Regions from separate parts of the Homo sapiens genome. Here all the other regions are linked to region 1. The links are chromatin loops, found by intact Hi-C in ENCODE. Cell type or tissue: dorsolateral prefrontal cortex. All regions are shown on one strand. Each heading gives the region's core, and the rest is flanking DNA. Links, peaks and the distances in the headings are about the cores only.

Region 1 (4,903 bases), core at 441-4,440:
GTTAAATTCCATGAGAGTTGAGAGCTGACTCTTTTATTTACAGATATTCTCCAGGTCAGGGACAGTGCCTGACAAATAGTAGATGCTGAATAAATGTTTGCCAAATAAATAAATAAATGAATCCTAAAGTATTCCTCAATATTGGGATTACTAGTACTCACTATCCTGTACTTCAGTCAATTTCTATACTGTTGTTTCGGTGCATTTGATGTAAGCAGTTTTGAGAGGGAGTATGTAGATTGAAACTGATTCTTCATGTTGATTAATACTACATGGTTACTGATTAACCTTATTGGTGTTCAATTTGTATGTAACTATTAAAAGAGAAAATGATTCTATTAAATTGTATTCATGATGTACTATAAAGGCAATGAATGAGTTACATTATAAGAGGTTAAAATAACAATACCCTCTTTGTTTTTCTATTTGCCCAAGAGGCTATTTTGGTTTTGAACATTAAAATGCAAACAATTTTTAAATCAGATTGGTTATCTAAAGTCTGTAGAAAACAATGACAGAAAATAAATGATACTATAGTTTTTTACAAAACCAAAACTGGAAGGTTACAGAAACAAAATTGAAAGGTTCATCAAAAAAATTTGCTAATTGCTCTCTCGGTAACAATAATTCTCAGTAAATAATTCTTTCACTGAAGACCTTGGGAAATAGGATCCCCGATCTCAAGGAACTCAAAACCTATGTAAGATCAAAATCAATAAAATTAAATACAACATAAGGTGAAAAGTGATTTAATACCGTAGTCCCCCTTATCTTCAGGGGATAGTTCCAAGACCTTCAGTGGATTCCATAAAACCATGGGTCATACCAAAACAGAAATATACAGTCATCCCTCAGTACATCTGGGGGATTGGCTCTAGCACCCCCATGAATACCAAAATCTGCAAATGCTCAAGTCCTGGATATAAAATGGTGTAGTATTTGCATATAGCCTATGCATATCCTCCCGTATACTTGAAATTGTCTCTAACTTACTTATAAGACCCGATACAATGTAAATGCTATGTAAATTTATATTTACATTGCCCAAGAGGCCATATTGTTTTATGTGTATCATTTTTTATTGTTGTCTTGTTATTTTTATTGAAATAAAAAATATTTCAATAAAATATTTTTGTTATTTTTGTTGTCACATTTTCTATCTGCAGTTGACTGAACCCATCGATTTGGGTTGTGGATGTGGGACCCTGTACTATGTTTTTTTTTCCTACACATACATACCGATGATAAAGTTTAACTTGTAAATTAGGCATGGTAAGAGATTAACAACAATAATTATAACAATATACTGTAATAAAAGTTACGTAAATGTGGTCTCTCTCACTCTCTCAGAATACCTTATTGTACTAGACTCCCCTGTTTTTGGACTGCAGCTGACTGCAGGTAACCGAAACAGTGGAAAGCAAAACTACACATAAGAAGGGATTACTGTAACAGTGCAAACAAAACCATGACAACACGAAAGAGGTGGCTCTATCACTTTTGCTAGAAGAGTTAAGGAAGGCTTCAAAAGTTACACCTGAGCTGAACATCAAGTCTAGAATCTAGGTAGGGTCAGGGTCAGGAGAATTCGCTATGCTAACGAGTTTGGATTCTACCCTGCACTCAATGCAGTCTCTGACAGATTTTAGTTGGAAAAAAAAATACAGCTGGGTCATTTTTGTTTTAGGTAAATTAGCTTCATAGGATTGCAGAGGGCCAAAATTGGACAGAAAAGAGAGCAGAGGCAGAGAGAGCAATTAAAAGGTTATTGCTGTTTGTGGGGTGAAAGAAAAACAGAGCAGAGATCATCAACCTCTTCGTAAGGTGACGATGAAACAAAAGGCAAATTTCTCTTCTAATGTTTAGGTCAAATAGCATGTAAGCTATGAACTATTTTTCTCCTCCTGGCATTGGCATAAAGAGATTTTTTTGTGTGGCCACTGCTGAAAGTAAGGTAAATAAAACTCAGTGAGTAAAAATTGAAAAATTATTTAATTCTCCCTTCTGGGGTGTTTCTTCTTTCAAGTATGAAGAAATCCTATTTGCTAAGAACTCCAGAGGAAATGTATTTATTGTTATATTTAGGTACCTCATGTGGTACATGTAGTCTCCACATTACATGGCACTGTGGAAAAATGATTCCAAAAATAAAAGAGATAGAGTGATAAAGTCAGCCAATGTCCCCATTCATTTGGGAATGAACAAGCAGATCCAACCTGCCTGGCCAGTTAGAAGATCCTTGCCACCAAAGACGTTCTGAAATCTACTTTATGACTCTTATTGTCTCTCTACTCTGCTGTGTCAGGAAGGCACGCTGTAGTTACACCTATTTTATCACAAGTTATTTTTCCCTTCTGAACTCTTTCCTGTCTGGCCCTTTTCCCCTCTAACACATTTCCCTTGGCTCTAACATTCCATCACTCAGCATTACCCGCACATTTTCACTTTCTTCAACAGCCTGTTCTCTTCTGACCTTACTTTACCAGAGAATCAGCTAAGAACCCTGATCTTCAAATACATTCGCCTCTGGTTGCTTTATATTCTATGATTCTTCTCTAGTACAACTTGCTAACCACTCCACACCTTCCTTGATATAGGTAATAATATCTCTAATGAGTAAAGTTGCTAGAAATATACAAATGAGGAGTAAAAAAAATGCATTTCAGTTTAAGCATGTATTCTTAAGGTTACTTCTCTCGGATAGTCAACCTATCACAAAAAGTCAGTACTGGGTCTCCATCTGGTGGCCAAAATTTCTACTTTTAAATTCTAAAAGATATCTTTATTTTTCACTCCATCTTCCTAAGAATGACTTATCAAAGATGAAATATATGATGAATTATCCTAAAAGGAATGCACAATCAAATTAATAATTCAGAAGGTTATAAGTTTAATAATGCACAAATTAAAGACATCCTTAGAAAATACAGTCCAGCAATCTTAAAAATGGAGCCCAATCTCATGCAGAACAACAAATAAGAAAGCAGATGTACTCTAAATTGAGCACAGAGAGAAATTCGGTCACACTCAAAAATTGCATTTTAAAAGGACATATTATATGTCAGCAATTTCCCTAAGTACAGGGATTACAGTGAAAAAGACAAGCAAATTTCTTCCTTTAAAAAACTTACATTCTTGTGGAGGAAGATAAAAATATATCTGCATTATAATGTGAGTTTGGCATTAAGGTTATGAAGTAAAATAGAGTAAGGAAACAGTTACGGAGATGAGAATATGTTACTTTGTGAAGAATGGTCAGGATTCACCTCTATAATAAGACAATGTTTAAACAATAGACTTAAGTGAGAGATGTATATATTCCTGAGAAAAAGTATGTTGGGGCAGCAATGGCGTGTACAAAGGACCTGAGGCAGAAACGTGGTTAAAGATCTGTACAGGAACAGTGTGGCTAGAGAATGTGAGTAATGGGAATAGTGGGAGATGAGGTCAGAAAGACAGTGAAGGGCCAGATGTGCAGGGATTTGCAGGCTGTACAGATTCTGTGAATTTTATTTAAATGTGGAGGAGAGCCCTTGGAAGTTTCGGACATGATCACATTTGGGTTTTCATTGGCTCCGACTATGTGAAGAACAGACTTGGTGTGTGCTGGGGGGTGGGCAAAGGGAGTAGCAGAGAGGCCGAAGAGCAGTCTGTTGCAGTAATCCAGGTGAGAAACTGATGGTGGAGTGGAGGGGGTAAAGGTTAAGAGGGCTGTGTTTTAAAGGGAACGCCAATAGGAATGCCTGTGGGATATGACAGAAAAACAGCAATGAACAATAATGCTAAAGTTTTTGTCATGACAACCAGGTGAACCAGAAGCCAATCACTAAGGTGGAGAACACTGGGGAAAGAGCAGGTATGGGGGAGGAAGACAAGAATTAAATTTAAAACATACATTTAAATTGCCTTTTAGGCATCCTCGTGAAAATGTCAAGGACACAATAGAATATACGGGTCTACACTTCAGGGGAGATGTAAGAAATGAAGCTATACACCTCAAACAATTGGTTGGCACATCGTATCGGTAAATGGAAAAATATGGATGTGTTCTTCAATATAATCCACGAGAAAGAGTAAAACACATCTTAAATTGAAGGCAGAATAATTCAGAACATGTGGGTAAACTTTTTAATTGAGTAATCAGAGCTCCTCCTACATGCTGACCATATATCCTAAGCACCATAATATACGAAGAAAATACACTGGCTAACATAGGGAGACCTTGTCTCTCCAAAAAGTAATCAGTTGGGTGTAGTGGTACATGCCTGTAGTCCTAGCTACTGAGAAGACTAAGGAGGGAGGATCCCTTGAGCGAAGAAGTTTGAGATTACAGTGAGCTTTGCCCGTGCCACTGCACTCCAGCCTGGATGACAGAGGAAGACCCTGTCAAGAAAAAAAAAAGGAAGAGAAAGAAAAGGTCCAGTCACTGCCCAGAAGCTTGTAGCCCTAGTAGAGTGATAAGATAAATGAACTTTTAAAAATTTAGCAAGAAACAAACATTTGCTCAGTATGTGAGAATAAGCAGGATGGTAGAAGAGAATAGGTGAAGATACCCAGGAGGTATGTAAAGAGATGAAGGCCGGAAGGATAAAGGTGGTGACATGATCAGACAGATGTGTTACAGAACAAAGCTTAATGTCATTTTTTCAAAAATAAAATAGATTTAATAATTTAATTTCATATTTAGGAAAACTATTCTAAATATTAAATCACATGATTAACATTTCAATTATGTAAAACAGTCAAGCAAAGAGATACTCCAGAAACGGAATTTTATACATCTTCAGACCAACATTTCTAGATTTGAACACATGTTGCCCTAGCTGGCTGCCATCGCTCTCATAATGTAAACTTTTAGGTACTGATAAAATAAGATTACCAGTTAATACATGATAAAGGTTAG
Region 2 (4,903 bases), core at 461-4,460, 87 kb before region 1:
TTACGAGATTTATTTGAACAAATGTCCTTGTCTCACTGAATCTCAGTTTCCTAATAAATGGAGAAAATATTGACCTGTCAGGTTCACTGTAAAACTGAATGAGTGTGAATGTCAAGCACTTCATGCAGGGCCTAGCACACAGTAGGCCTGCACCTTCATAACTCTCCTTCTTCCATAAAAGTGGAATGTAACTGTGGTCGTCTGCTCCCACTCAGGAGGAGGACTTTCAAACTGGCACATCCTCTGCCTCGCTCTGTGCCTGTGAGAGAGTAGATTAACCTCCAAATGCCTCAGGTTCCTCATCTGTGGACAGTAATTGCTGTCCCTGTGGCTACCCAGCTCCAGTTATCATTGAAAGCAAAGCACAAGGTACGTTTCAGTGTGTCTGGGAGCTGGCTGGGAGACAGTTTCCAGAGAGGTGCAGGGTGGGGTTCTATTATGACCACTGGGATTGAAAAGACAGCTCTATTTTCCACTCTGTCTTTCTATGAAATTGAACTCCAGCCCTGGAAATTAATATCCCCACTGCATTTGAGTGAGGTGAGGTGGCTCTATTTTTACAAGCACAGCAGCATCAAGCCCTAGTCTGGGATGCTGTGAGCTTTTGCTGGGCTCTGCATCAGGGAATCATAATTCAGGGCCAGCCTCAGCTATGCAAACCTCCACAGGCCTTTTATGACATGAGTGCTATTGAATATTCTATAAAATCTCCTTGGACAACTGGCCCACATTTCTTTATAATCTCCCCAGACTGTTTCTGAAGTCTCTCTATAGACATTTTTACTCTAAAAATCCATAGTGTTTCTTAATAAGAATCCAGGCCTCTCGTAAGGGATTGTGGAAAGGATAAGGCTGGATCGGTCTGCAGGAGAGGTTGAGGTGGAGCCACGGCAGTCACTCTGTTCCTGTTAAGCCCTTGGATGAGGCTTCAGAGCTGAGGAACCTGTCAGCAGGATGCAATCGCTTCCAGTGGATGGAGATGAAGGAAGGGATTTAGAAGTGGAGCCATATTCACCCCCACACTCCACTGGATTCCAAGCTCTCCTAACCTGGAGTAGGAGAAGGTCAGGGAATAGGACCAAACACCTGTGTGCCTTCTGAGACGCTCCCGGCTGTCTCTTTCTCTCTTTCTGTGGGCTGGAGCCCACTTGTGCCAAGCTTTCCCCCACTTTTCCACTCGCATGAAGCACAGTATCATGAGCATGGGATCTGGCTTACTGAGCATCCACCAGGGGCTATGATTTCCTCTGGATATAACCTTGACCAGTGAGAAATGGAACTGGAAAGTAATTGGACAGATAAATATCCTCTTTTCTTCCCAATGTGGATTACTTCAAAGCGTGTTTTTTCCTCACCAACCTTCCCACGCAGCCCAGTACGCCAAGCGGCTGTGCCTGTTGAGGAACTAATGTGTCACTGCAAGGTTCACATAAACCTCTGGCTAGCAGAGGGGCAGGTGGCATTGCATTGCTTCCATCTTTCCTTGATTCACTTGCCTCTTCCTGCCATCACCCTCACCACCTTGAGCTTGTACCTCCAAAGTAGGGTGTTATTGCTTTAATTCTTGCCACAAACACTACCTTTCAAAAGGACCTGGGCTACCGTACATGTGGCTTTGCCAAGAGCGAAGATCAACTAAGTCGGCAGAGGGCTCTATCAGAGGAAGATGGGTCCTTTGGTGATCCTGGGGGACAGAACTTCTCTATGACTAATCTCCATGCCACACCACCCCCTTTTGCCTGGCACAGGCTTAGCATATGGTAGAGATTCCATAAGAAGCTGAAATATGTTGCATTAAACTGAGCATGTTAGAACCAGAAATAAACCTGAGCCCTTTCCCCAAAAAGGTTTTCTAATCAGGAGAATGAGCTATGAGCTTCTGCTAGCACTGCCCCTTGGAGTAACTGCATTTTCAAGAACCCTGTAAAGGATCATGCACCGTATACTCACCCTTCAATCTTTTACAACTTTTGAAACTCTTTCACAGGTTATAGTTTATCAGATTCTCATAGAAAGTCTCCAAAACAAAGTAGATAGCATTTTACTTAAATTGACATTTAACACCCAGGGAAACCAAGACTTGCAGAGGTGACATGATTTTCCCAAGCTCATACAAAGTCCAGGCCCTTTACTGTGGTGCTATCATACTAAAACAGGTAGAGGTCCCAGGCACCAGTTCACGTGCTCTTACATACTAATTGCACAGACAAGAGAGACCATTCATACTGCCTGGCATATGCCTTTTGTCCAAAGACCATAGTTGTATTCATGTCCTCAAATGAACAAAGGGAACACGGTGATCCCTCTGGAACACGGTGAGCACAAGCCTCTCTTTGTTCTTCTCTGCATTGCTAAGTTCATCTCAGTCCTCAAAGAGCAGCCAGGCTTCCCAGCATGGTCTCTGGTCCTGGTCTTCCAAGGAGCAGCATTGGCAGGGGAGATAGATCACAGGAAAAGAAACACATTAGAAATTCCATTCCCCAAACCGGGCACTTTGGACTCCAGCAAGCACTGGGTGATGCCACTGTTTCTGTCCCACTGACCTTCTGTTGCAAGTGTGGGGTACACATGCAGAAGGAGGCATTGGTCTCCCTCAAACCCCATGCTAACCCCTCCCCTTCTTCTCCAAGGTCCGACAGCACTCACAGTTTCAGCACACAGCTTAGTGTTGATCATATAACTCCTAAAATTGTTTTTCCTAGTTCTTATTCCACAAGCATTAACCTCTTACTAGTTGCCAGATATTAAGGATATAATAAATAAGGCATCATGCTTGCCTTCAAAGAGATCACAGTCTAGAGGGAAGACAGGCACCTAAGTAGACAATTATAAGACCATGGGAGGACAATAAAGGCAAGAACATCTACTCAGAAGAGAGTAAGTAACTCTCCCTGGAGTTGGGAGAGACTTCACAGAGGAGGTGGCGTCTGAGTTGGAACCAGTGGATGAACAGGAGTTTGCCGCAGTTGACAAGAGTGTCAGAGGACAGAGCTTGTACCAGTGCACATTAGGAAGAACCAGAACCATGGAGGCAGCCAGAAACTCAGACACTAGAACAAGGTGTGAGGGGAACAGTAGGGGACAGGCTGAGGCCAACTCATGAAGGGTGTTAAATGCCAAATTGAGGAGAAAGTCTTTCCATGTCCTCAGAAACAGGGCTGGTGTCCTTTACAGTTCTATCCCTCCCAGACCTAGCCCAAGGCTGATAACCTAGGAGTGGTCCTCTCCCCACCACACACACTTGGAGCTGGACCACTTGAACCCCTCAAAGAAGAACTAAGTGCCTCGGAAGACTCTGGATGGAAAATCCAGCTTCATCTCCAAGGCTCCTTCCTGGTAGGAAATGTCCCTGTGAAAATGAGACCTGGAGGCAGGATGGAAAAGCTCCCCCTCTTGTCCTGCTGCTGCGGCTTCCCAGGATCATATAAGCCCAAGTTGCCTGTCATCAGCCACCAAAGCCATTTTTTATTCCAAATAAAGAAAAGGACCAGCTGTCTGTCTGCCTTAACTTCCTGCCTGACCCAGGAGAAAGGAAAGAAAAAGACAGACAGACAATTAAAGACAGAGCTTTATGAGCAAATACAGAGAGATACAAAATGGAATTGGGCCATGAGACATGGAAACAAACAGCAAGAAATAGAGTGAGACAAAAAGACACAGGGCCAGCCCAGAGAAAGAAGCAAAATACTTTTTAAAAAGAAAGCTGAAGAGTTCAAATAAAACTGGGGGAGTTATAACCATTTAAAGTGATTAATAAATTCGGGACTGAAAGAAACAAGATGAGAAGATTATCCTCTTCCAACAGTTTGGCCACCAAACAGAAAAAGAAAAGAAACAAGGAAATTCCCTGAGTAATGCCATGCTGGCCAATGCTGGAGACTCTCTCCATCCAGCATTTTCCTGAGGCCAGAAGCAATGTTGGGCTCTGGAGCCAACTGTTTGCCAAATGCTAAGTCCTGAAATATCACCTCCACCTCCTGCATTCAAAAGTTCCTCCCCCAGGAAGGCAACTAGGGCTGGATTCTCCTTTTACTGGGGATACAGAGGAAAAGCACTAGTGTTTTACAGCGGCTCTAGTTACCTTGGAAGTACTCAGAAGAAGGTGCACACTTGCATTTTTTTTTTTTTTACTGTCTTTCAGAAATCTCAGTCCGGCTCACTAGCATGACTGGTTCCAACTTCTTCAGCACAAGCTCTTCTCAATTTTCCTTCTTCAGAAGCCGGTGCTCTTTACTGGCCTCCTGTCGGGGGCTCCTGCCTGCACATTCTCTGCCTGAGCCTGCTTGCTGCACGGCTCAGTGCCAAGCTCTCTGTCATCTCCCTGTCTGCATCAGGGGCCCTCTCATTTCAGTGGCTCCTGGGATGCTCCAGTGGCAAAACCCCAGGAGATACTCAGCTCCCGCTGTTCTTCCCGGAAGGAACTTTAACAGATACAATGATCAGAAAAAAGCAAAACAGACACAGGAAGGCAGAAAAGGCAGATGAAACTTCTATAACTTATATCACCAAACATGTTGCCTCCTCTATGTGGTAGACACATTTACATGCATTGTCTTTTGTTGATTCAGTGCAATTCTAAAATAATCTGCTCCACTTGGAGCACAGACGCAAACCCAGAGACGTTAAAAGGGCCTTTTAGATTCAGCCTTTGACAGCTGAATCTAAAAACAGCTGTCAAAGAGCCCATAGGTTGTACTCTAAAGAAGAAGTAGCCAGCACTTTGGGAGGCCGAGGCGGGTGGATCACGAGGTCAGGAGATCGAGACCATCCTGGCTAACACGGTGAAACCCCGTCTCTACTAAAAATACAAAAAATTAGCTGGGCGTGGTGGCGGGCGCCTGTAGTCCCAGCTACTCGGGCGGCTGAGGCAGGAGAATGGCGTGAACCCAGGAGGCGGAGCTCG
Region 3 (4,903 bases), core at 461-4,460, 710 kb before region 1:
GATGGTACCCCATCTTGAAGAAAACAGGGCATATGCATCCCAGCTAGCTTGCTCCAATGTAACCACTAGCCCACAAGCTTCTAGGGAGTTGGGAGCTTATGGTTATCAGCACTACTCTTTCCTTTCACTCCTCAGCCCCAATGGTTGAGAAGTGATGAGGGTAGAGGACAAGCCTTGCCTGAAATGGTTTCTATCTGGCTAGATAGATTCTTTCCTGGTGCCTGTCTGCTCTTAGCAGGCTTAGGAAGCAGGGCACAATGTGGAAAGAAAGATCACAAGACTTGAAACTTGATTTTGGATGGAGTAATAAGAAAAATATGTGAATCATATCAATCAAAAAAAGTTTCTCTAAATAATTGTCATGACAACAGGCAGCAGCTGTGAGGTCTCAACTGACAGCGGCACAGTCCTGGACCCAACACCAAGTAACCACTGGTGGCCTCCAAAAGGTAGCTCAGCAAAACCAAAGATCAGTTCTGCCTGCCTTTCTGACATCTGTCACAGGTTAACTTGTTCTTGTAAAACCTTTTCCATGCCAGATCAGCCAGTTACCCGCAGTCACAGCTCCCAACAGTCAGCAAAAATAGAAAGCAAATGGAAGAATCATTAACATGGCAGAAACTATCTAATGCCAGTGGCTTCTTATGACAGTACCTTGATCCCAGCCAAGTGGACCACTGGCTGATATTAGCAGAACTAAACAGTGAAATGTGAGGATCAAATGGACAGAAGCTGAGGAGAGGGAAGTGAAAGTGAGCCCGGGAGGGACGGAGAGGGGATCCTCCCGCACAGCAAGTTCTCCAGGGAGAACAGGGCCTTGACCCTCGACCCACTGTTTGTCAAGTCAAAAAGTAAGAAAAGAAAAAAAAAAGAAAGAAGGAAAATAAGAAAAACTGCTATACTTAGTAACATGCAAGAATCATGCAATCAATTCAAACTCAACTAGTAAACCCACATCTTTCCGGAGAAAGAGACTTGGGCCATTTTCAAAGTCTTGCTTACGTGTGGCCACAGGAAGCAATATTATAAATATCCCCTTATGTACCTTTTTTTGAGCAGCTGGCCAGGCCCCGGGAGTATCAAGCATTAAACATTAATTTCTCCACCTTCTGGCTCTTTCCTACTCTGTGTCTTCTCCTTTCTTTCACTCTCAAGGCAGAAAGAAACTGGAGTCTGAGTTCCACTGTGAAAAGACAAGAGTTTCTGCAGCTTGCAGCTTATTCCATCCAGGCAAGCAGCATCGACTTCAGGTGCTTGGGGAAGCCATCTGTAGCTCTTGAGGCAATGAAACAGCGCTGAGAATGCGGTGCTTTCTGGACGCTCTGCTTCCAGCTGGAAAGACCACTGAGGAAGCCGCTCTTAAAGTACTTTCTGAAAAATTGCCTCCATCCATTCCATCTGGTGTTCTCCAGTGATGGAGAGCTGCCTGGATTGTCCCAGAAACTGAGGCAAGGGCTGCCAGGGTTCCCTCCAGAGAGGCACAGAAATGAGGAAGAAGTGGGGACTTGTGTTTTCCAGGTGAATCACAGAATGCTGGCCTCATACCTGTCATGCACAGGCGGCCTGAGCTTGGGGCAGGAGCTCAGTGTACCAGGGGAAGAGAAGCTGAAACACAGAGCTTCTGAAATACACAAACCATAGACTAAATTCTGCTTGATGAAATAAAACACACACATGCACACAGAAACTTTTAGCTAAAAACCTGGATGTATCAGGGCCGAGATGAAATAGAAATATCAAAGGTGTATGAAAAAGGAAGAAAGTATAATACTTTGGAGAATGTGAAAAACAAATGCGGAGAGCTGAGGAGAGAGAAAGGAAAGTGAGCCAGGGAGGGAGAGGTGCTCCTCCTGCACAGCAAGTTATCCGGGGAACAGGGCCTTCATCTCTCTGCCCACTGTTTATCAAGACACGTGGGGAATGAAGGCACAGTGTGCTCTTTGTGCGTTTTTTCATCATTTTTCCAGTGTGTGCCGATTGAACCAAAGCCGCTGTGTGGCACGCTGACAATGCCCTTTACCCTCCTTTTATCTGGCCTGTTCTCTAGACTTGTCATTATTTTTCAGGCCCCACATGTTGGATTCCTTTCATCTTTTCTCAGACATGATTACCTTCAGACCTGTTAAGTGAAAAGCTATGACATGGCACATAACATCTGAGCCATTTCAAATGGACCTCCTTGAAAGATTCATTTTAATACTAGAAAGGGACCTTCTTAATTAATCTTTGTTGTATATTATTATCACAAGATGAATAGGGAGGTACCTCATACCTCTAGGGATACCTACCTGTGAGGCCCCAGGGAAAAGAAGAAGAGGGAAAGGGGTTCAGTGAATGTGAAATTACCATATACTCTGGTTTATGCATTTTTAGAGAGTAAAATAATCTGTTTCTAGTCAATTATTTATACATAATCTAGTTTTAATAATTTGAGGTTTCTTACCAAAAAAAAAAAAAGACCTTATTCAGTAATAGGCACAGCTAATTAGACTAACATTGGTGGAGAAGGGGATATATATATATATATCTCCTTCATTCCGTTTCACTAAAGTATGAAATATTCTAGTATGGACAACATTGCCCTGACCGCAATAATTTTTTTTTCTGAAATATGCATCTCTAGTTTGACTCAAAATGTTCATATTCTAAAGAATCAGAGTGTTTCTTCTTTCTTGAAGTGGTTCTTCAAGGTAAGTCCTCTTCCTTCTCATAACTGAAGTGTAGGATTGGGTGATGCTCCAACTCGTCACTACAAGTCACTACAAGGCTTTTAGCAAAGCTCTGAAAACCTAATCGTGGAATGTGGAACCCCTCAGCGAAGATGCAGCAACAGCCATTCAAGCCAAAATGTAATAATGACTATCATTTGTTGATGTTTACTAAGGGCCAAGAATATGTAATCTCACCAACAATCTCTAAGAGACCAGTATCATTTTACTTGTTTTAGAGATGAGTAAATGAGTTAAGGAGAGGAGAAGCAATTTTATCATGGATCATGCATGTACAAATTGGCTGACAGTACACTTTGGTCACAGGCTCGTCACCAAATCTGTTCTTAGAACCCTTGCACTACCCAGATTTCAGGCTTTCAGGGATATTCTTGAGTTAGCCATAGATCTGTCCAGCAGTTATTATGCTAAACTTGGGTTGCTCCGTGAATCACTATTGAAAGTCATGGTCCATTCTATCACCTTCAGGATTTCACACAAGATAGAATCTATTTTGGAAAGAACTTTAAAGCAAGGTCAAGGGCATTATCAAATTTGAGACCATATTCTAAGAATGTCTACACCGATCATCAAGGAAAACAGGGTCCTACTCATGGAGTTCATTTATCAACTTGAGCCTATCTATAAGTAGATTGTAGTTTTCTTCTGAAGAAGCATGAACCCTGGAGTCAGAATGTCTGTGTCCAAACCCAGCTCTGCCACTTATCAACTGTGTCACCTTATCCAAGTTACTTAATAATAGCTCCATGCCTGAGTTTCCTTTTCTATGAAAAGACAGTGACAATAGTGCCCATCTTGGATATTTCTGGTGAGGATTGAATGTGTTCTTGTAGAAAGGTGTTTAGGAAGTATGCAACCCAGAGTAAGCACTTAATAAGCTGAAGTTATCACTGTTTTTAGTTGAAATTAATCCATTTGTCACCTTCTTTGGACATCACATTCATCACGTTCTTTTTCTTGTAAACATGTATTTTAGGGAAGGCTAGTGAGTCCAGTGATACTTGAGGTGACTTCAAAGAGGACCCTTTCCAGGGGTCATAAAATGCAAACCTTTACCACCCTACAAAGTAAAACTCCACCTTTGTTCTTCTCCTTCAAGCATTGCTGCGCCTTCTGGCTCATAACTCAGAGCATCTGAATGAGGGAAACTTTCTCTCTGGCTCAATCTCTCTTTTTTTTCACTCTCGCAAACAAACACACATAATTTCTTAAGAGATTTTTTTCCACATCACAGTCTTTTTTATGTATCCCAATTTTAAATTTAAAAGACTACCTATGCTGAGAATTGTTCAGTGATGTTGATTTATGAGACTTATGCAAAAAAGGACAGTCTTACCGATGCACATATCTATTTGGCAAGGCAGCAGTGATTTATAAAATGACAAGCTGGTGACACTCATATAAAGGCAGCTTTCACGTAGCAAGTGTAAAGGCAAAAAGAAAATCTGCTACCAGTTGAATGACAAATTCTTTTGCTATTTTAAGAAGAGTATAAATGCCACCCTAGCTTCCATTTCGTGTCCACCTAGTGGAGGGTGTGCCATCTTAGAAGGGGTGCACAAGGTGACCTTTTTTTCCTGTTCTGGATCTCTGAAGCTCAAAGTTGGTCTGTCTTTCTCTAGTCACTGTTTATTGGTGTGTCATCCATGAACTTTTCTAAGCTTCATTAAAGCTCGATACATTTTGTACATTTTTCCATCCAGATGACCTGCTGGAAAAATATGGCATATGATATCAAGCCTCTTTTACTTATCCTAGCAGAATGTATTTGACATTTGAATATGTGTTATAGGAAAACTAAACTGGAGAAATTAGACTATGCTTATTAGATTTTTAAGACTATTATCCAGTCCCTTAGGCTCAATCATTATTGGTTTGGTTTGATATTGAAACTCTTAATTTCTTCCCTCAATTCAGCTATCATTCCACAGTAGTCTTTCTTTCTTGAGACTTAGTGTAGCACGCCACAGACAAGAGTCCCACTAGGCCTCTAGGCCCTCCCCTGATAATGCCCAAACCATCAGACAAGATGGCTACAGCAGAAAATTGATCAAACACTGTCTGTAGTGAATTATCATGGCCTTTCTCTGACTACAGAAAAATATACACATATTGAACGGAAATGCACTGCACAATTGTTTCCATTTGTCACATCAGCTAAAAGTGCATTCTTG

Evidence for each region. Hi-C counts contacts between places; a loop is a spot of excess contacts. Peaks named below come from ENCODE experiments on the same cell type or tissue, not always from the same donor. Only the 100,000 strongest peaks of a DNase experiment are listed, where the experiment ranks them.
Region 2: it touches region 1 in a loop (12-fold over the local background); 5 of 110 quality-filtered maps call a loop at or near these places.
Region 3: a loop joins it to region 1, with 8 times the contacts of the local background. A loop is called at or near these places in 2 of 110 quality-filtered maps.

What each region holds. Positions count from the first base shown.
Region 1 is chr2:21,173,852-21,178,754 of GRCh38, reverse strand. No RefSeq gene overlaps it. Among named protein-coding and RNA genes, the nearest start is that of TDRD15, 52 kb to the right of the region's middle. In dorsolateral prefrontal cortex, for the core only: CTCF peaks have their summits at 2,526 and 2,727 (motif pointing left); no DNase peak of the experiment used is centred there; H3K27ac peaks cover 925 bases.
Region 2 is chr2:21,261,202-21,266,104 of GRCh38, reverse strand. LOC105374317 (a long non-coding RNA gene) reads right to left here. Exons shown (of 4, transcript XR_002959373.2): 2 at 1-2,407. Among named protein-coding and RNA genes, the nearest start is that of TDRD15, 140 kb to the right of the region's middle. RefSeq lists a silencer at 492-661. In dorsolateral prefrontal cortex, for the core only: CTCF peaks have their summits at 2,097 and 2,314; a DNase peak (open chromatin) is centred at 2,314; H3K27ac peaks cover 4,000 bases.
Region 3 is chr2:21,887,284-21,892,186 of GRCh38, reverse strand. No RefSeq gene overlaps it. Among named protein-coding and RNA genes, the nearest start is that of LINC01822, 180 kb to the right of the region's middle. In dorsolateral prefrontal cortex, for the core only: a CTCF peak has its summit at 1,960; a DNase peak (open chromatin) is centred at 1,946; H3K27ac peaks cover 438 bases.